Regions from separate parts of the Homo sapiens genome. Here region 2 is linked to region 1. Evidence: chromatin loops called from intact Hi-C (ENCODE). Cell type or tissue: endothelial cell of umbilical vein. All regions are shown on one strand. Each heading gives the region's core, and the rest is flanking DNA. Links, peaks and the distances in the headings are about the cores only. Region 1 overlaps LINC01170 (long intergenic non-protein coding RNA 1170). Region 2 has its middle 160 kb from the start of CSNK1G3.

Evidence for each region. Hi-C counts contacts between places; a loop is a spot of excess contacts. Peaks named below come from ENCODE experiments on the same cell type or tissue, not always from the same donor. Only the 100,000 strongest peaks of a DNase experiment are listed, where the experiment ranks them.
Region 2: a loop joins it to region 1, with 3 times the contacts of the local background. A loop is called at or near these places in 3 of 110 quality-filtered maps.

What each region holds. Positions count from the first base shown.
Region 1 is chr5:124,061,806-124,073,035 of GRCh38, reverse strand. LINC01170 (long intergenic non-protein coding RNA 1170) reads left to right here. Exons shown (of 6, transcript NR_125774.1): 5 at 10,526-10,618. Among named protein-coding and RNA genes, the nearest start is that of LINC01170, 370 kb to the left of the region's middle. In endothelial cell of umbilical vein, for the core only: no CTCF peak of the experiment used is centred there; a DNase peak (open chromatin) is centred at 7,845; H3K27ac peaks cover 1,859 bases.
Region 2 is chr5:123,670,196-123,681,425 of GRCh38, reverse strand. No RefSeq gene overlaps it. Among named protein-coding and RNA genes, the nearest start is that of CSNK1G3, 160 kb to the right of the region's middle. In endothelial cell of umbilical vein, for the core only: a CTCF peak has its summit at 10,270 (motif pointing left); a DNase peak (open chromatin) is centred at 10,245.

The DNA.
Region 1 (11,230 bases), core at 6,670-9,169:
TTATCCAGTTTCGCATTCTGGCATCATTAAAAGTTAGGGCAAGGTATTTATCCTATCTGTGCTCAGCTTCCTGAATTGTAAATTAAAACTAAAAGATATATTCCTGAAAGAGCTATAATTAGGATTAAACTGGTTAATATATATAAGAATCTCAGAGCATAATGTTTGGTAAGTGTTAGCTGCTATTTCTCAACAAAGATTTACTCTGCATCAATTACATACATTTCCTGACAAATAAAATTGTGCTTCATGAGTCACAGTGGATCTACTTTGTCATAATAGCCTTATCTTCTTTCACTTAAGCTTCCTAATATTTTAAGTATTTTTTAAAATGTGCATAAATAAGTGAGTTAGCCTATTCTTGTGTGAGTGTTATATCTGATCATAGTTTGGAAGAGGGAGACAAAGACAGAACTTTCTAATCAAATGAAAACTTACCCTAATATTTAATGTTCTTAAACAGTTGTGAAGGTTCATAAGAGGAAAACAATAGTCTCCCTTGTGTTGATCAATAACAGTGCTAACCCTGTAGATAGAAAATAAGGGGGAACCATAAATTATCCTCTCTTAAAACCTCTTTCCCCATATATATCAGATTTTACTCTTGCCCCTTTGGTATCTGTATTCTCACATCGTTAGCGTTGTACATATCTCTCTCACTGGAGTTTCAGTCAGGATTCTTTCTGCTGCAAAAGGCAGAAAATCTAACTAAAGGAAAGATATTTCAATGACTTAGGTAACACGTAAAGCTCAAGGGTTGGGTGTTTTGAGAGCAACGCAGATAACATGACCAGGACACAGGCTCTGTTTTCTTCCCCATGGGCCTGTCATTTCCAGGCTCCACATGATTGCATAAATACCTGCTGCAACCTATAACCTCCCGGATTTGAGTCTCACAAGAAAGACAGTGTGACCCACAATAGCATCAACAAAAGTCCCATTGACTTTTACTGGCTTTTCAGATCACTCATCCATTCTAAGCCAATTTTAGTGATCATGGAAAACAATTTTGGGGGTGCCAAGTCTAAGTCACAGAGTTACCCGTGGATCTAGGAGTAAAATGAATTCCACCCAAAGCACAAAGCTTAGGAGAAGGGCAAGGAAAAATTACATAGAGGATAATTAATGTGTTATTATCAGCAGATAGATGAATGGATAACAAAATCTGGTTTTCTATACCTACCTTATAGTTCTAATCCTGCCAAACCCATTTTCAAAGACTCCAAATGACCTTTTTGTCTCTTGCATAAAGTCCAAAATCCTTATGTGGCATTCAAGATTTTCAGCAGTCAGAATTTATATCTTACCATGCTTCCTTCTGCATTCTAGGCTCCAGTTTGTTACCAAAATGTCTTTGTTCTCTTTTGACTTTTGAATTCCTTGCCTGCCTCCCCTCTCCATTTTGTTGACATCTTTTATATTATTGAAAATCCAGCTCAAATGCCACTTGTGTCACCCCCAGGAAAGGGCTAGGCTGGAAGGGTAGAGGTGGAAATGATGAGAAGTGAACCCGTTTGACAACTATTTGAGAGGTGGTCTCAAGAATCACATCCAGGTTTTTATTTTCAATTACCAGTACATTTGAGATACCATTTACTAAATATCATTATTTAGAATAGTCCTATCTCTAAGGAGAAAGGCAGGTAGTCTGGGCCAAGCTAAAGAAATTTCAGAACAAATGTACTCTACTGGATTCCTCTCCTAGTTTTGAATAAAGATCACATGCAGCAACTTCCTGTTGATTCTATGGCTCCGGGAGTGGAATCTAATCTTTCCCAAACTGATCCTTTCCTGCCACCACGTTGTTTTCCTTAACAATTTCAGGCTGAGAACCAGCTGGGGAAACAGATGCTATCGGTACTAAGATGTTTCAGTTGGAGTCTTGACATTTACTGACAGTCCGCATATTAGAACAGTCTATGGTGCTCCCACCTTCATGATTCCTCCCTGCTCCATAAAATCTGTGCCCAAGCTTTCCAGCACTCTGTCCTTTATCTCCTGACTAGTCTCTCTGCCTAGCAGAAATAGATATATAAAACCGGCATTTCAGCACCCTTCCGAATTTGTAACCAGACGTTCTTTGCACAAAGGACTGATAATCTTTTCCCATTTCACTGTTTCTAGAGATAAACACTTGTGGATTTATGTTGCTACGTCTGTGAAATTTTGATTTGATTTTAAGAAGATAGTATTGTGATTCTGTTCTCTCAAATAGCATCTGCTTCTTTTGAAACTTGTTCTGAATTTATAAGAGCATATGATTGTCAGAGAACTATTAATATTGCCAATGTTGTAAAGTTTACAGATCTCTCTCATATATATCATTATAAGATTATCTCAGAATACTGAGAGGTAGGCATTGTTATATGAGACAATTGAGACTCAGAGGAACCAAGTGAACTCTGATGTTATACTGCTGGAAAATAGTGCCACAGGTCTCAAAGTCATGGTCAAATCTCATGCTTTTATTTTTGTTTTGATACAGCAACTTATTTGATGTAAAGGGTGAAGAGGTTATATTTCCAAATATTCCACTATATTCTATTTGAATGTAAAGTTATTTTCTATCAAGGCCTCCAGAAATATTTATAGAAAGTGCTCTAATGGTTCCAGAGCAGGTTATCCAGAGCATTACAACAAAACTTAATGACTAGAAGGGTTAGTTTTCCTTCAAGAAAACCTCTATTTCACAACAGCAGTCTTGACTCTTTAGGCAACTTATAAACTTGTTTCTTAAGTTACTACAAGAAAACAGAAAAAGAGTACAGGCTATGTACTCCTGGGAACACAATTCAGAATATAAGCTGTGCAGCCAATATGTCAATTTCATTTTCATTTGGCAAAGGCAACAATTTCTATACCAAATGTCATGGACTCCCACCTTAACTCAAGGGCACACAGGACCTGTTAGGATGCCTCAGATTTAGAATGCAGAGCATCGCTCCCGGGAAATCTCATCAACCCTCCTCCAATGAGAATATATTTATATTTGCTATTTATGTTTTCAAAAGTGTGTTGGATGAAAACAAGTAAATTCTTCAAGTCCTTTGGAAATAAAGCAAAATTTTGTACCACATCTATACCTATATGTTATTATTTTGATATTTGTTTTTAAATTGTTAAAATGTTATGAATTTGAGTGATAGAAATGCATAAAGTCTAACCCTGAGATATTTCCAACAGGGCTTATAGAGATGAAGTAATCTGCCTGAGTAAGATGGCTGAGCTAGAAGTTGAATCCAGGCATTCTGAACTCTGGTTTAACAGCTAAGAAGGGTTAGAGTATACAGCCATAATGGGTATATATTAATGGATTAAAAAATGCTTCAGCTCCTCAACTACCAAATAAATTGGCCAACCTGATTGACCTCTTAACTCTTTTTTTTATTTCTTACTTTAAAAGGTTTTATGTATAATCAGGTTGCCTTCCCACTCCTATCCTCAAAATGTCCAAGTTATACTGAGACAAGATGTTTTTAGATCAGTCTAGATTGTTTCAGGAAAGTTCACCCTAGGTAAAACCAAGCATAATATTCTAATGAGAGCTACTGGTCATCTCCTTTGTGATAGTTAGTTTTACTTATCAACATAGCCAGGCTGTAATACCCAATAATCTGATTGAATGCTCATCTAGATGTTGCAATGAATGTATACCGTAGAAATGGTTAACATCTATATCTCTATATGTCTATCTTAATCTATTGGTTCTATTTTTCTGGAGACCTTGACTGATACAGATTTCAGTACTAAGAGTGGTTATAGAGGAACAGGATCTTAAGGATCAATTCTTTGAAATGATTTGGAGTTTCTGTAATTGATTCTCTAATCTGATTATATTTAAAGACACTAATGATTATTTCCAGTGGTAAAGAGGGCACTGATAGTCCACAGTGTGATATAGCAATAGAGATAGGCAAAATATCACTGGATACAATGATACAAAGTATCATTGGATACTCCAAATCAAAAACTTATAAGAAGCAAGGTTCCGGCTTTCTGTTGATTCTCCTTAGGGACCATCTATACCACTCCTTTTTTGCTTTTAGACCTATAACTTGACTGAAGTTCCAGCAGGCCTGAAAGGGTGAGGTACAACACGTGGCTATAAGGACATGCACTACCCTCCAAAAGAGCTTCATGATTTTCTATTTATACAGGCAGGAATCTGGGGAATACATGTAGGAATGGATATTAAGGGTGTGGAATAATAGTAGAAGAAGCATAAAGTTGGATCAGGCCAAATTTATTGATATATTCTCACTGAGCAGATATTCTGGGTTTAATGTTGCAGCTTGGGGGATTAGAAAGGGTTTTAGCTATTTATTTGGTTGGCTGAAACATAGACCAAAAAGTGCCCCACTATAAGTACAGTTGACATGCCAGAACTGGCATGGTATATTGTAAAGAATCCAAAGTCTTCAGGATTGGGGTATTTTTAGGGTAGATTTATCATTTAAGACTTGCTCGCCCACCCAAGAATGGTCCACAGATATATCTTTCATCATGACTGTGAATAATAAATTTGTGAAGGGAGTCCCAATATCCTTGAAGAGCTTTGTGATTGCTTTTTTCTGTAGGTTGGAATTATCATGGGAACTGCTACTACTGAATTAAGAAGCCCAGATACCATGGGAATAACTGGATCCCTTGGGTTGCAGGGGCAAAGTGGTAACATTCAATCTCAAAAGGCAAGTTGGGCACGGATATCATAATGGACAGCAGTGTCAAACGGGCAGTCGTAATAATCTGACTCACAGAGACCTGTGACATTGGCTAGTTGATCATAGTGTTCTTAGAAGTGAAATAGGTAGGAAGCCTACTAAATTATTACTTGATCTGTAAAAGTGGAGAGTTTTAGGTCAAGTAAACAAAAGTCCAACTTGAGTAATAAAAACAGAGTCATGTCCACTCAATCAAACCCCAGACTTCAGCAAGTTTGCAGACCAGAACCCCTTGAATGAAGAGGAGGCTGAGGATCCTTGAGGAAGGACCCCACCACACTGCCAAAAACTTATACTATTAATCTTTCTTCCAGCCTTTCCCAAAGAGACCCATAGCTGTTTACCAGAGTGACTGTTCACTGGGAAAAAGGAAATAAGCAGATATTTCAGATATTACTGGAACCTGGCTATAAATTGGCATTAACTGTAGGAGACCCAAAATGTCACTGTGGTCCACCATTTCGAGTACAGAAATATGGAGATCAGTGTTCAATGAAGTTTTAGCTCAGATCCATCTCACAATGGGTCCAGTGGATTCCTGAACTCATTATATGGTTATTTCCCCAGCTCTGGAATACATAATTTGAACATACCTGGTAACTGGTTGAATCTCCATGTTAGCTCCCTGACCTGTGGGTTGAGGGCTATTATGCAGAAAAGGACAAGTGGAATCCATGAGAACTGCCTCTATCTAGGAAATAATAAACCAAAAGCAATACTGCATTCCTGAAAGGATTGCAGAGATTAGTGACACCATCAAGGACTTGAGTGATGAAGGGGTAGTGATTGTTATCACATCCTCATCAAACTTGCTTATTTGGGCTGTACTGAACACAAATTTTGGAGAATGACAGTGGCTTAACCAGATAGTGACTCTGATTGCAGCTGCTCTGGTAGATGAATTTCATTGCTAGAACGAGGTAATGTATGCATTTGTATCTGGTATGCAGGTATTGATTTGACAAATGGCTTCTCCTGTTTTTTAGTAAAGTATACCAGAAGCAGTTTGCTTTCAGCTAACAAAACCAGCAACACACCTTCACTGTCCTACCTCAGGGACATATCAGCTTTCTAGCCCCGTGTTATAGTTTATTGTGCAGAGATCTTGATTGCCTTTCCCTTCACAAGATATCACATTAATCTACTACATTGATGGCATTATGCTGATTAGATCTAGTGAGCAAGAAGCAACACTATTCTAGACTTATTGGTAAGACATTTGCAAGTCAGAGGGTAAAAAATATGTTTCACAAAAATCTAGGGGCCTTCTACCACAAGGAAATTTCTAGCAGTGCAGTGTTGTGGAGCATGTCAAGATATCCCTTCTAAGATGAGGAATAAGTTTTTGCAGCTGACCTCTCTTACAACCCCAAAAGTGGCACAATGCTTAGTGGACCTTTTTGGATTTTAGAGGCGACGTATTCCTCATTCGAGTGTATTACTGATTGACCCAAAAAGCTGCTAGTTTTGAGTAGGTCACTGAATAAGAGAAGGCTCTGCAACAGGTCCATTCTGGTGCACAAGCTGCTTTACCACTTGGGCCATAAGACCCAGCAGATCCAATGGTGCTTGAAGTGTTAGTCACAGATGGAGACCTGTTTGGAGTCTTTGGCAGACCCCAATAGGTAAATCAGCACTGGCCTTTAGGATTTTGGAGCAAAGCCCTGCTACCTTTTGCAGATAAATACTCTCCTTTTGAGAAGCAGCTTTTGCCTGCTACTGGGCCTTAGTAGAGACAGAATGCTTGATCATGGGCCACCAAGTTAACATGCCATCTGAATTGCCCATCATGAACTAAGTGTTATCTGACCCACCAAGCCATAAGTTTCATGAAGAAATGGCCCAAATGCCCATGGTCTCCACACCTGCTACAATATATTCTTTCTCAATCCATACTTATGGATTTTCCCTAAAATCAATGACTGTGGAGGCAAAACACTCAAGTCTGAATTACAGATGGTCCTGTACAATATGTAGGCATAATCCAAAAATAGACATCTACAGCACTATAGTCCTTTATAGGACATTCCTAAAGGACAATGGTGAAGGGAAATCTCCACAGTGAGCAGAACTTCAAGAAATGTACCTGGTTGTTCATTTACTTGGAAGGAGAAATGGCAGAAGTACAAGTATATATCAATTCATGAGTTGTGGCTAATGTTTTAGCTGGATGGTCAGGAACTTGGAAGAAACCCGATTCAAAAATGGTGACAGGGAGGCTTGGAGAAGAGGCATATGCACACACACACATCCTATTGGTTCTGCTTTTCTGGAGAACCTCTCTGAATGAGCAAAAATGTGAAGATATTTGTGTCCCATGTGAATGCTCACCAAGGAGTAAATTCAGCAGAGGAGTATTTTAATAATCAAGTGTATAGGATGACTCTTTCTGTGGATAATAGCCTCTGTTTCCAGCCACTTCTGCCATTGCCTAGTGGGCTCATGAACAAAGTGGCCATGATGGCAAGGATGGATTCAGCAACATGGACTTCTATTCACCAAAGCTGACCTGACAACAGCCATCACTGAGTGATCAATCTGCCGGCAGCCAAGAACAACACTGAGTCCCAATATGGCACCATTCTCTGGGGTGACCAGCTAGCCATCTAGTGGAAGGTTGATGATATTGGAGTGCTTCCATCGTGGAAGGGGAAGTGCTGTGATCTTACCAGAATAGACACTCTAGATACAGAATTGCCTCCTTGCATGCACTGATTCTGCCAAAACTACCATCTGTGGACTTACAGGATGACTTATCCACCATCATGGCATTTCCCAGCATTGCTTCTGATCCAATAACCCACCCACTTCACAGAAAATAAAGTGTAGCAACAGGCACATGCTTATGGAATTCACTGGTCTTACTATGTTTTCTATCATCCTGAAGCAGCTGCCTTGATAAAATGGTAGGATAGGCTTTTGAAGACTCAATTGCAATGCCAGTTGGGTGACAATACCTTAGAGAACTTGGCCAGTGTATTTCAGGAGGCTGTATATGCTCTAAATCAGCATCCAAGATCTGGTGCTGTTTCTCCCACAGCCAGGATTCATGAATACAGAAATCAAGGAAATGAGTGGAAATGTGAGTAGCACCACTGATCATTACCCCTGGTGACACACTGGCAACATTTTGTTTCCTGTCTCCATGATCTCATACTCTGCTGACCTTAGAGGTCTTAGTTCCAAAGGGAGAAATGTTTCCACCAGGAGACAAAACAATGATTCTACTGAACTGGATGTTAAGATAGCCACTGGCCACTTTGGGTTCCTCATGCTTCTGACTCAACGGGCAAAAAATATACCTGTTTGTATACTGACTGATGTGATTGATCCTGATTACCAAGGGAAAATTGGCCTGCTACTACATAATGGAGAGAAGGAAGAGTATGTCTGAAATATAGGAGCTCCCTTAGGGCATCTCTTAGTATTATCATGCCTTGTGATTAATGTTAATGGAAAACTGCAACATCACAATTCAGGCAGCACTATTAATGACCTAGATCCTTTAGGAATAGAAGTTTGTGTCACTCCACCAGGTAAAGGGCATAGTGGAAGAAGGTAGTTTAAATACCAGCTAAAACGATGTGACCATTTGCATAAATAAAAATTGAAATTGTTACAAGCCTTTCTTCCTTATTTTCTTATTTTGGTGGTTTTTTTTTGAGACAGAGTCTCACTCCTTCACCCAGGCTAGAGTGCAGTGGTGTGATCTTGGCTCACTGCAACCCGTGCCTCCTGGGTTCAAGAAATTCTCATGCCTCAGCCTCCTGAGTAGCCAGAATTACAGAGGAGTGTCACCACACCCAGCTAATTTTTGTATTTTTAGTAGAGAAGGGGTTTTGCCATGTTGGCCAGGCTGGTCTCAAACTCCTGACCTCAAGTGATCTATCTGCCTCAGCCTCCCAAAGTGCTGGGATTACAGCTGTCAGCTAACATGCCCTGCCTATTTTCTTATTTTGTTATAAATTTGTGTGTATGTATGTGTGTAAGTGTAGGTGTGTTTGTGTGTATGTATGGCAAATATCTCTGTTTTCTTTTCTCTCCTCTTATCATAATGACATAAGACATATTAAATAATAGCTACCTTTCCACCATAGCATTTAAGTTACAGGACATCAAAGAGAAGAGTGAACATTATCCAAGGACTTTGCATCCCTTTGGGGAAAGAGTATATTTTTTTGTCATACACTACATAGTTGTATCATGTTAGGTGGATACAATAAAAGTGTGACTTGTTACTGTTTTATTGTTTTTACTTTGGAGATTAAGTGTGTTGTAAGGAGATGTGTATGGCTGCCAATTTGACAAGAGGTGGACTGTGATGGTTAGTCTTATGTGTCAATTTGATTAGGCTATAGTACCCAGTTATTTATTGAAACACTAATCTAGGTGGTACTGTGAAGATATTTTTGTAGACAAGGTTACTCTCTACAATCAGTTGACTTTACATAAAAAAATTACCATCAATAATGTGGGTGGGCCTCACGCAAGCAGTTGCCTTAAAAAAGCAAAAACTGAGGTTTCTCAGAAAATAAGAAATTCTATCTCAAGACTCCTGCTTGAGTTTCCAGCCTACTAGCCTACCCTGCTGATTTTGGACTTGCCAGCCCCCATAATCAAATTCCTTAAAATTTGTCAGTCTGTCTATATACCTATATATATATTCATATAATTGTATTATAGTTATACATTATATATTATATAGTTATATATGAACATCTACACACACACATACACACACACACCCTATTGATTCTGCTTCTTTAGAGAACCCTAATTGAAATACACCTGTAAATTATAGCTCTAAAATTAATTGCCCTTTTTGCTCCTTTTAATTTTATTAAATTTTATTTACAAAAATAATACATGCTTATTTTAATAAGCTCAACAATATAGGCTTATAGAAGTGAAATGTTAATATTCTTCACTTTTCTTTCCTCTAAACCTATTTCTGTTTTTGTATACCTTTCTATACTTTTCTTAATAAAACACATACATACACAAATGCACATTCATGTTCACATGTCTATAATTTATTGTGTTTTTTTTAAAGGTGGCTATATTCTACATAACACTCTATAATTTGCTTTTTAAATTAAGCAATACATTATATAACTGCCTCTAAGCAAATACTTATAGGGCCCATTTTAAAATAGTTGCATACCAGTCACTATATTGACCATAACTTAACCAAGCATTTCCTTATCAATAGCGTTTTGGGTTGTTTTAATAATTTTTGTAGTTTAAATATGACTGCCTTAAACATATTTGTACTTCCGACTTTACCTACTCATCTTTTTGTATATTTTCAAAATTGGGATGTCTAGGTCAATGGGTATTGATAGATTCTTTTCATAAAGGTTGTAGCAATTCTTTATTCTACCAGCAAAGTATGTTGCCCTATATTCTCACCAGCACTTGATATTAGTTTTCAATGTGAAGAATAGAAAGTGAGATCTCATTTATATTTTATTTTACATTTCCTTGCTACCAACATGTTTGACCATATATTCATATGGTTAAGAGGTGGTTGGCCTTTCTTTTTCTATTACTTGCTTCTTCATTTCATTTTCCATATAGCATTACTTTCCTTTATGTTTACTTACTAATAAAAAATAATTTATTTTTATGAGACAAGGCCTCACTTTGTTGTCCAGGCTGGAATGCAGTGGCATGATCACAACACACTACAGCCTCAGTCCCCTGGGTTCAAGCAATCCTCCCACCTTGGCCTCCTGAGTAGCTGGGGCTACAGGTACGTGCCACCATGCTCAACTAATTTTTTTTTTATTTTTATGTTTTAGATATGGGGTCTCACTATGTTGTCCATGCTGATCTCAAACTCCTGGGCTCAAGCAATCTTCCCACCTCAGCCTCCCAAAGTGCTGGGATTACAGGCAAGAGACACTATGCTTGGAATTTTTTGTTTGTTTGTTTGTTTTTAACAATCTCCAAGAAAGTTTCATTTTGCTGCATATGGCCTTTCAATTTACCTAATGTGGCCACAGGCATAAAGGAGTCGAGTCAATGTTTCATAGATTATTGCAGTTTATGGCACTGACACCACCACTTACCCTCAGTGAGAAAAACAAAGGACCAGCAAAAGGTGATGATGTGGTAGACCTTGAAATTTCTGTCAATGGCACATCAACTAAAGAAATTCTAAAGAAAAATCATCTTGTCAACTTCTTAAGACTAGAAATGTATTTAGACTGCAATATAGATCTAATGCCCAGCTTGCAGAATTGCAGAATTTTCCAATTTGGTGTTGCTCTAGGTTAAAAAATGTACCAGCTGAAAAATGTGAATTGGAATCATTTGCCATTGGTTCCTAATATAATGACTGATTTCCCACTCTGGATTCAGCAAGCTGCAGGCAATGGGTTTGAACTGAGTCCAGGTGGAAAGGGGCCAGACATATTAAATTTAAGGCCTCTATTGCACAACTCCCTACAGAAATTGTACAAATAATGTAGCTGAAGTGCTTTCTGCATGCTGTGTAACCCAAC
Region 2 (11,230 bases), core at 8,731-11,230, 390 kb after region 1:
TGAGTTGCCCATGCAACAGCTATCTTCCCAGGGGTCACCACATCATGACAAATAGCATTCTCCCTAAATAAATCATGTTTCCCAAGAAAACAAAAACACTTCTATTGATAAAAATGCATGCTGTGACAGAACTTCCTATATTTACTTGTTTTGTGGTGGTTGTGGTTAAAAAATAAAGGGAAAGCCAAGTGAACTCTTTCAAAAATTTTTTATAGGGGCAATGAAACTAAACTTAGAATCACATGATTTTGTGTGGTTTAGTGTTAAAAGTGACCATAGAAATAAAATAGTTCATTGCCCTCATTTTGCAATTGAGAAAGGCTTGGCCTGGAGAACTGACATATACAAGATGACACAGTGAGAACAAGAACTCTTTCAGACCACTGATTACAGCTTGAGAATAAACTGATTTTTTTTCCTTACTGGAACACACTAGAAAAGAAGCAAAATTCCCAGAAACTACAAACTTAGTAGTGATGGTATTGATGACAGGAGGATGCAGAATTGAAAATGCAAGATGGGAAACAGAACTTAGAGGAAGAATCCTACAAAGCAACTTCAGTGATGGAAACATAAATTTGCAAATGCTGTTTTATTTAAGTTATCATATAATAATAAATGAAAACTATTGTGAATTTTTGTAAATCAAAGCCAAAGTGCCCATTTGTTTTTTATTACTCATATTGGTATGATTGTTCTCACTGTTAAAACAATGATACGGAGGGTGGAGCCAAGATGGCAGAATAGGAACAGCTCCAATCTACAGTTCCCAGCGTGAGCGACACAGAAGATGGGTGATTTCTGCATTTCCAACTGAGGTACTGGGTTCATCCCACTGGGGAGTGCCAGACAGTGGGTGCAGGACAGTGGGTGCAGCACACCATGTGTGAGCCAAAGCAGGGCGAGGCATCGCCTCACCCGGGAAGCACAAGGGGTCAGGGAATTCCCTTTCCTAGTCAAAGAAAGGGGTAACAGACGGCACCTGGAAAATCGGGTCACTCCCACCTTAACATTGCGCTTTTCCAATGGGCTTAACAAACGGCACACCAGGAGATTATATCCCACACCTGGCTCAGAGGGTCCTATGCCCACAGAGCCTCGCTCATTGCTAGCACAGCATTCTGAGATCAAACTGCAAGGCAGCAGTGAGGCTGGGGTAGGGGTGCCCGCAATTGCCCAAGCTTGAGCAGGTAAACAAAGCAGCCAGGAAGCTCGAACTGGGTGGAGTCCACCACAGCTCAAGGAGGCCTGCCTGCCTCTGTAGGCTCCACCTCTGGGGGCAAAGCACAGACAAACAAAAGACAGCAATAAACTCTGCAGACTTAAATGTCCCTGTCTGACAGCTTTGAAGAGAGTAGTGGTTCTCCCAGCACGCAGCTTGAGATCTGAGAACCGGCAGACTGCCTCCTCAAGTGGGTCCCTGACCCCCAAGCAGCCTAACTGGAAGACACCCCCCGTAGGGGCGGACTGACACCTAACACAGCCAGGTACTCCTCTGAGACAAAACTTCCAGAGGAACGATCAGGCAGCAGCATTTGCAGTTCACCAATATCCGCTGTTCTGCAGCCACTGCTGCTGATACCCAGGCAAAGAGGGTCTGGAGTGGATCTCCAGCAAACTCCAACAGACCTGCAGCTGAGGGTCCTGACTGTTAGAAGGAAAACTAACAAACAGAAAGGCCATCCACACCAAAACCCCATCTGTACATCACCATCATCAAAGACCAAAGGTAGATAAAACCACAAAGATGGGGAAAAAACAGAGCAGAAAAACCAGAAACTCTAAAAATCAGAGCACCTCTCCTCCTCCAAAGGGACACAGCTCCTCACCAGCAACAGAACAAAGCTGGACAGAGAACGACTCTGACGAGTTGAGAGAAGAAGGCTTCAGAAGGTCAAACTACTCCGAGCTAAAGGAGGAAGTTCAAGCCAATGGCAAAGAAGCTAAAAACTTTGAAAAAAAATTAGACGAACGGATAACTAGAATAACCAATGCAGAGAAGTCCTTAAAGGACCTGATGGAGCTGAAAACCAAGGCATGAGAACTACGTGACGAATGCACAAGCCTCAGTAACCATGCGATCAACTGGAAGAAAGGGTGTCAGTAATGGAAGACGAAATGAATGAAATGAAGCATGAAGAGAAGTTTAGAGAAAAAAGAATAAAAAGAAATGAACAAAGCCTCCAAGAAATATGGGACTATGTGAAAAGACCAAATCTATGTCTAATGGGTGTACCTGAAAGTGACGGGGAGAATGGAACCAAGTTGGAAAACACTCTGCAGGATATTATCCAGGAGAACTTCCCCAATCTAGCAAGGCAGGCCAACATTCAAATTCCGGAAATACAGAGAATGCCACAAAGATACTCCTCGAGAAGAGCAACTCCAAGACACATAATTGGTAGATTCACCAAAGTTGAAATGAAGGAAAAAAAGTTAAGGGCAGCCAGAGAGAAAGGTCGGGTTACCCACAAAGGGAAGCCCATCAGACTAACAGCTGATCTCTAGGCAGAAACTCTACAAGCCAGAAGAGAGTGGGGGCCAATATTCAACATTCTTAAAGAAAAGAATTTTCAGCCCAGAATTTCATATCCAGCCAAACTAAACTTCGTAAGTGAAGGAGAAATAAAATACTTTACAGACAAGCAAATGCTGAGATTTTTTCACCACCAGGCCTGCCCTAAAAGAGCTCCTGAAGGAAGGACTAAACATGGAAAGGAACAACCAGTACCAGCCACTGCAAAAACATGCCAAATTGTGAAGACCATGAAGGCTAGGAAGAAACTGCATTAACTAACGAGCAAAATAAACAGCTATCATCATAATGACAGGATCAAATTCACACATAACAATACTAAACTTAAATGTAAATTGGCTAAATGCTCCAATTAAAAGGCACAGACTGGCAAATTGGATAAAGAGTCAAGACCCATCAGTGTGCTGTATTCAGCAAACCCATCTCATGTGCAGAGACACACATAGGCTCAAAACAAAGGGATGGAGGAAGATCTACCAAGCAAATGGAAAACAAAAAAAGGCAGGGGTTGTAATCCTAGTCTCGGATAAAACAGACTTTAAACCAACAAAGATCAAAAGAGACAAAGAAGGCCATTACATAATGGTAAAGGGATTAATTCAACAAGAAGAACTAACTATCCTAAATATATATGCACCCAATACAGGAGCACCCAGATTCATAAAGCAAGTCCTTAGTGACCTACAAAGAGACTTAGACTCCCACACAATAATAACAGGAGACTTTAACACCCCACTGTCAACATTAGACAGATCAACGAGACAGAAAGTTAACAAGGATACCCAGCAATTGAACTCAGCTTTGCACCAAGCAGACCTAATAGACATCTACAGAACTCTCCACCCCAATTCAACAGAGTATACATTCTTTTCAGCACCACACCACACCTTTTCCAAAATTGACCACATAGTTGGAAGTAAAGCACTCCTCAGCAAATGTAAAAGAACAGAAACTATAATAAACTTTCTCTCAGACCACAGTGCAATCAAACTAGAACTCAGGATTAAGAAACTCACTCAAAACCGCTCAACTACATGGAAACTGAACAACCTGCTCCTGAATGACTACTGGATACATAAAGAAATGAAGGCAGAAATAAAGATGTTCTTTGAAACCAACGAGAACAAAGACACAACATACCAGAATCTCTGGGACACATTCAAAGCAGTGTGTAGAGGGAAATTCATAGCACTAAATGCCCACAAGAGAAAGCAGGAAAGATCTAAAATTGACACCCTAACATCACAATTAAAAGAACTAGAGAAGCAAGAGCAAACACATTCAAAAGCTAGCAGAAGGCAAGAAATAACTAACATCAGAGCAGAACTGAAGGAAATAGAGACACAAAAAACCCTTCAAAAAATCAATGAATCCAGGAGCTGGTTTTTTGAAAAGATCAAGAAAATTGATAGACCACTAGCAAGACTAATAAAGAAGAAAAGAGAGAAGAATCAAATAGACGCAATAAAAAATGACAAAGGGGATATCGCCACCAATCCCACAGAAATACAAACTACCATCAGAGAATACTATAAACACCTCTACGCAAATAAACTAGAAAACCTAGAAGAAATGGAAAAATTCCTCGACACATACACTCTCCCAAGACTAAACCAGGAAGAAGTTGAATCTCTGAATAGACCAATAACAGGCTTTGAAATTGAGGCAATAATTAATAGCTTACCAACCAAAAAAAGTCTAGGACCAGATGGATTCACAGCTGAATTCTACCAGAGGTACAAAGAGGAGCTGGTACCATTCCTTCTGAAACTATTCCAATCAATAGAAAAAGAGGGAATCTCCCTAACTCATTTTATGAGGTCAGCATCATCCTGATACCAAAGCCAGGCAGAGACACAACAAAAAAAGAGAATTTTAGACCAATATCCTTGATGAACATCGATGCGAAAATCCTCAATAAAATACTGGCAAACCGAATCCAGCAACACATCAAAAAGCTTATCCACCATGATCAAGTGGGCTTCATCCCTGGGATGCAAGGCTGGTTCAACATACACAAATCAATAAATGTAATCCAGCATATAAACAGAACCAAAGACAAAAACCACAATTATCTCAATAGATGCAGAAAAGGCCTTTGACAAAATTCAACAATCCTTCATGCTAAAAACTCTCAATAAATTAGGTATTGATGGGATGTATCTCAAAATAATAAGAGCTATCTATGTCAAACCCACAGCCAATATCATACTGAATGGACAAAAACTGGAAGCATTCCCTTTGAAAACTGGCACAAGACAGGGATTCCCTCTCTCACCACTCCTATTCAACATAGTGTTGGAAGTTCTGGCCAGGGTAATCAGACAGGAGTAGGAAATAAAGGGTATTTGATTAGGAAAAGAGGAAGTCAAATTGTCCGTTTGCAGATGACATGATTGTATATTTAGAAAACCCCATCGTCTCAGCCCAAAATCTCCTTAAGCTGATAAGCAACTTCAGCAAAGTCTCAGGATACACAATCAATGTGCAAAAATCACAAGCATTCTTATACACCATTAACAGACAAACAGAAAGCCAAATCATGAGTGAACTCCCATTCACAATTGCTTCTAAGAGAATAAAATACCTAGGAATCCAACTTACAAGGGATGTGAAAGACCTCTTCAAGGAGAACTACAAACCACTGCTCAATGACATAAAAGAGGATACAAACAAATGGAAGAACATTCCATGCTCATGGGTAGGAAGAATCAATATCATGAAAATGGCCATACTGCCCAAGGTAATTTATAGGTCCAATGCCATCCCCATCAAGCTACCAATGACTTTCTTCACAGAATTGGAAAAAACTACTTTAAAGTTCATATGGAACCAAAAAAGAGCCCGCATCACCAAGTCAATCCTAAGCCAAAAGAACAAAGCTGGAGGTATCACGCTACCTGACTTCAAACTACACTACAAGGCTACAGTAACCAAAACAGCATGGTACTGGTACCAAAACAGAGATATAAACCAATGGAACAGAACAGAGCCCTCAGAAATAATGCTGCATATCTACAACCATCTGATCTTTGACAAACCTGACAAAAACAAGCAATGGGGAAAGGATTCCCTATTTAATAAATGGTGCTGGGAAAACTGGCTAGCCATATGTAGAAAGTTGAAATGATCCCTTCCTTACACCTTATACAAAAATTAATTCAAGATGGATTAAAGACTTACATGTTAGACCTAAAACCATAAAAACCCTAGAAGAAAACCTAGGCAATACTATTCAGGACATAGGCATAGGCAAGGACTTCATGTCTAAAACACCAAAAGCAATGGCAACAGAAGCCAAAATTGACAAATAGGATCTAATTAAACTAAAGAGCTTCTGCACAGCAAAAGAAACCACCATCAGAGTGAACAGACAACCTACAGAATGGGAGAAAATTTTCACAACCTACTCATCTGACAAAGGGCTAATATCCAGAATCTACAATGAACTCTAACAAATTTACAAGAAAAAACAAACGACCCCATCAAAAAGTGGGCAAAGGATAGGAACAGACACTTCTCAAAAGAAGACTTTCATGCGGCCAAAAAACACATGAAAAAATGCTCATCATCACTGGCCATCAGAGAAATGCAAATCAAAACCACAATGAGATACTGTCTCACCCCAGTTAGAATGGCGATCATTAAAAAGTCAGGAAACAGCAGTTGCTGGAGAGGATGTGGAGAAATAGGAACATTTTTACACTGTTGGTGGGACTGTAAACTAGTTCAACCATTGTGGAAGTCAGTGTGGCGATTCCTCAGGGATCTAGAACTAGAAATACCATTTGACCCAGCCATCCTATTACTGGGTATATACCCAAAGTATTATAAATCATGCTGCTATAAAGACACATGCACACGTATGTTTATTGTGGCACTATTCACAATAGCAAAGACTTGGAACCAACCCAAAAGTCCAACAATGATAGACTAGATTAAGAAAATGTGGCACATATACATCATGGAATACTATGCAGCCATAAAAAATGATGAGTTCATTTCCTTTCTAGGGACATGGATGAAGCTGGAAACCATCATTCTCAGCAAACTATCGCAAGGACAAAAAACCAAACACCGCATGTTCTCACTCATAGGTGGGAACAATGGGAACACATGGACACAGGAAGGGGAATATCAGACACCGGGGACTGTTGTGGGGTGGGGGGAGGGGGGAGGGATAGCATTAGGAGATATACCTAATGCTAAATGACGAGTTAATGGGTGCAGCACACCAACATGGCACATGTATACATATGTAACAAACCTGCACATTGTGCACATGTACCCTAAAACTTAAAGTATAATAATAATAATAATAATAAACAATGATATGGGCCGGGCACAGTAGCTCATACCTGTAATCCCAGCACTTTGGGAGGCCAAAGTGGGTGGATCCGTTGAGGTCAGGAGTTCGAGACCAGCCTGGCCAACGTGGTGAAACCTCCTTGTCTCTACCAAAAAAAAAACAAAAATTAGCCAGGCGTGGTGGTGGATGCCTATAGTCCCAGCTACCAGGGAGGCAGAGGTTGGAGAATCACTTGAACACGGGATGCAGAGGCTGCAGTGAGCCGAGATCGCGCCACTGCACTCCAGCCTGGGCGACAGAGTGAGATCTGCCTCAAAAAAAAAAAAAAAAACACGTTTACCTTCAAGTTATCTTTGCAATTATGGAGGATGGGGTGCAAGAAAGAAGGCAAACAGAAAACAGGCATCAACATGACTTTTACTAGGTAATTCTAAGTCATGCCAGCATTTCCTGTCCATCATGTTTGCAATCTAGGAGGAAGAGGAAAAAATATAATGTAATTTTATTTAAACTCAGAGCCTAATCACCAATGACCTTTAATCTCTGAAATCAGTACTACTGCCCATATGCTAAATGCAATTATGAAATTTGATTTCCTATATGTAGTACGCAATGAAACTGTTTTAATTGACACTGATATATATCTGTAATAACTTCTGTAGAAATTAAAAATCAATGCCAATTTCAACTCTCTGGGTAATTTTTTATTGAACAGATAAAAAATTCACATGAGTTCAACACTTGCAAATGGCAAAACAACAAATAAAACAAAAAAAAAACAACAACAAATAAAACAACAAAAAAACACAGCACTCTACTATTATAAACCCAGAACCAGTCTTTAGGCTACAGGGCTTACCAAGCTCATTGAACAAACTTGCTCAACCCTAAGTTGGCTTCAGAATTTAGGGAGACTCCCAAAATGTTCTGACAAGCAGGAACGCCTCAATAACTTTCACATTTTCTCTACTCCTACCCTCATATCAAACCACCAGCACTTCTATGCTTCATTCGCTTTTCTGAGACCTTTTTGTCCAGCCTTAAATGAGATACAGCTGAGGATAATGGAGTAAATCTCACTATAATCAAACTAGGTCCCTGTATTCAGACACCACACACTGGGAGGCCAGGTACACTGACCCAGGTTCCAGTGGTTGGCCTTTGATTAGACTATGCTAACCAGAAGAGTCAACATAAATGAAACAATGTGCATGAATGCAGGAATGCACACACACACACCACTGGGTAATTGGCGAGACAGCTGTTGCTGAAGCTGTTGCAACTTACAGTTGGCATTTATAGGTAACAAGTTCCCAGTACCTTTCATCACCAGTGGGAGGGACAGCATTGTCCTGTGGGCACTCGATATCTCTGAGCACCAGGCAGATTGAAAACAAGCCTCTCCTAAAAGGACAGTCAGCCCCTCTCTGGTGCATTCACTTCAGCTTTTCCTTCCTAAACTGCTGGCTAGAATTTAACAAGACTTTACAGACAGCAAATGCTGCAGATTGGGAAAGCTGTCAGAGCTATTATTTCCTTTTTCTTTCCCACATTGATTTCATTCGAAACTGAACATATCAGCAATTAAGCCTGTCAAATCTAGCATTCAACTTCCTATATAATTTTGAAAGTATTCCCTGTTGTCATCAGGCCGTCTGTGGTTGGGTCCTCTGTATGAATTCCCACAGGGACACGATCATACCAGGGGTCCAAGTCAGGTAGTATCTTTTCCAGGAATCCAAGCCAAGTAGTATTCCTCATAATAAGAAATATAAAGGTGAAGCATAATAAGAAATATATTCTTGTGTTAAAAAGAAGAGGAATAGAAGTGAATTGTATAGCAATAGAAATTGTATTCAGCTGGGTTGGGAAAAACCTGTGCAAAACTAGTGCATGGTCTAATTTTTATAATATAGATTTGTATTTATTTGTAAGTGTGTGTATGTATGTGTGTGTGTGCATACATATATATAGAGGGAGTGCTAGACTGTAACAAATAATAGCATGGTAAGATATATGCTTTTATTTATTTTCACTTATCCATATTTTCTAAGGTTTCTACGGTAATCTTGCATTAGTTTTCTTTTATAAAAAATGTTTAACTAGCGTGAGATGAGCTATAGGAAGAATGTGTGTGGAACATAAATCTCCTTATATAGGGCCAGAAAACCCAACTGTGTATAAACAGAAGGAAATATACAATTGTATGTAAGTAAACATACACAGAGCTCAGGAAAATAGAGTTGAGCCTGTGAAAACAGCAGAGCTGGAATCGCCTCCCCAGAATATTTATATCCACCCACAAAGTTATTTATATAAACTCATGGTCCAAGACTTCCCATGCTACATTCTTGCCATTTACACAGGCCCAGTGGCCCCAGAAGAGCCTCCTTTACAACTCTACTGTTGAGTACTTTAACCTTGCTCTGACATATAAATTCAAATGGCAATATATTATAATATGGGAATCTTCTCCAATCATGGAGCAGAAAAAAAAAGGAAAGTAAAGCCACCAAACTCTTCCAAATGCCATTTTTTTTGGGAGAAATAAGGGGCCAGAGGAGAAGAAGGGGTGGTTTAAAAACAAACAAAAAAATGATTCCCTCCTTTCAAGCCAAAAGCACGAAATCGTAACCGCCTTATAAATTTACCAATTTGTGCTCCATGTAAATCTCAAATGGGAGTTCTCCTAGTGAACCCTCCCCTAGAAAGTTGTTGCCAGGATGTTTATAGAATCATTACTGGTAAGTTTTTTTTTTTCTGCAGGAAAAGTCTCAGCTGCAGCTCCATTATTTGGGGGGTACAAAATGTATTTCAGGAAGCAGTATGCTCTTTTATTTTTTTTAAAGACTAATTCAGATCGTAATTATATTCTCACAAAGAAATTGAGAAATAGGAAATTTTTTTGGTAGATCAATGGCTTTATTCAAGCAACAGCTCATGAATAAATCTCTTTTTAAAGACCTAAAATGTGACACAAGCTCATTATTAAAAAATATTCAAATAACTAAGTATATAGCTTTAAGGGGAAAAGCTGTAGTATAGCATTCTGAACCAGAGCTGCATTCTCAATGATAAATCTTTTTTTTTTTAATTATTGGGGAAAGTACATTTTTGGTTAGATTAAAATGAGATCTGTGAGATCACTTTTCCTACAGATATTTCAACTGTAACAAAATAATGCAACACTAATCTGTAAGACTTTTTCGGTAATAGATGTTTTTCCTCAGTAAATCAATGCAAAGGCTAATTGGGGTGGAAGGTGGCTATCTCTCGTGGTTATAAATACATTTGCATTGCTATCAATCTTTTTTCCACCACCAATGTTAAACGAGGCTGAACAACCTAAAGAGGAGAAAAAAAAAAAAAAAAAAAAAAAAAATTGAAGTTCAATGTTAGCACATAGTAAATGCTGCCATCAAGTGGCCGAATGGAGAGTTGCCCTAACCAAAAAAGTTGTCACCTAAATTACTAACACAATGTTTAAAACCAGGAATCAATCTTACTCATAGTTTGACATATGTTTTTATTATAATCAGGGGCAGTATGCGGTCTGTGGCCCATTTTTGTATGGCCCTCAAGCTAAAAATGTGGCCCATAAAGTCTAAAAAAAAAAAACAAAACAACAAAACTCTGCAAGTGAATATTCCTACAGTAGCTTACTACTAAATCATATGTCCTGATCTCTTATTCTGTCTGTTGCAAGTTATATGTTGGTGACATTGACCTTGGACCATTTAATGTTAAGTCGTTGAATTCTATTTTCTGATGTAAAAGTAAATTGTTTTATTTAGTACTCTGAGCACCTAATATATGCAAACTTCATTTTAATAATTTTCACTTCTCATTGCTTAGGACCAACTTTGAAGTGGATGGGATATGTCTGAATAATAACAAGTAATTTCCCTAAAAGACAACCTAATGCTTTCACATATTAGACAGTGTGAGATACAGCTTTTCAAGTCCTTGAACATCCACCCCCATGTCTCTATGATTAATTGTAATATTAGTGATATTATTTCAATTTCATGTGTCAAGAAAGAAAAGTCTGATATGATGTTGAGAATCACAAAAATATGTACTTTTTTAAGTCAACAGATTTAATAGTGGTCATGAGAAACAAATTTTTCTTTTATTTGCAAAATAACAGATGCAAAGCATTGCCTACAAGTTAGAATGTTTATTCACAAAGACATTATAAATGATGCAGACAAATAGCTAATCATTGCTCAGTGAACAAACATTTTAAGTATGCATTTCATAATTAATAAAATTTTGAAAGTAGGCACAGGTTTTGAGGTTTCCAAAGTTCTATCATACTTATAATATAAAATATTTCTCAAAGTATAGTCACCATTCCTGGCAATGAAATTATAAGAAGTGCT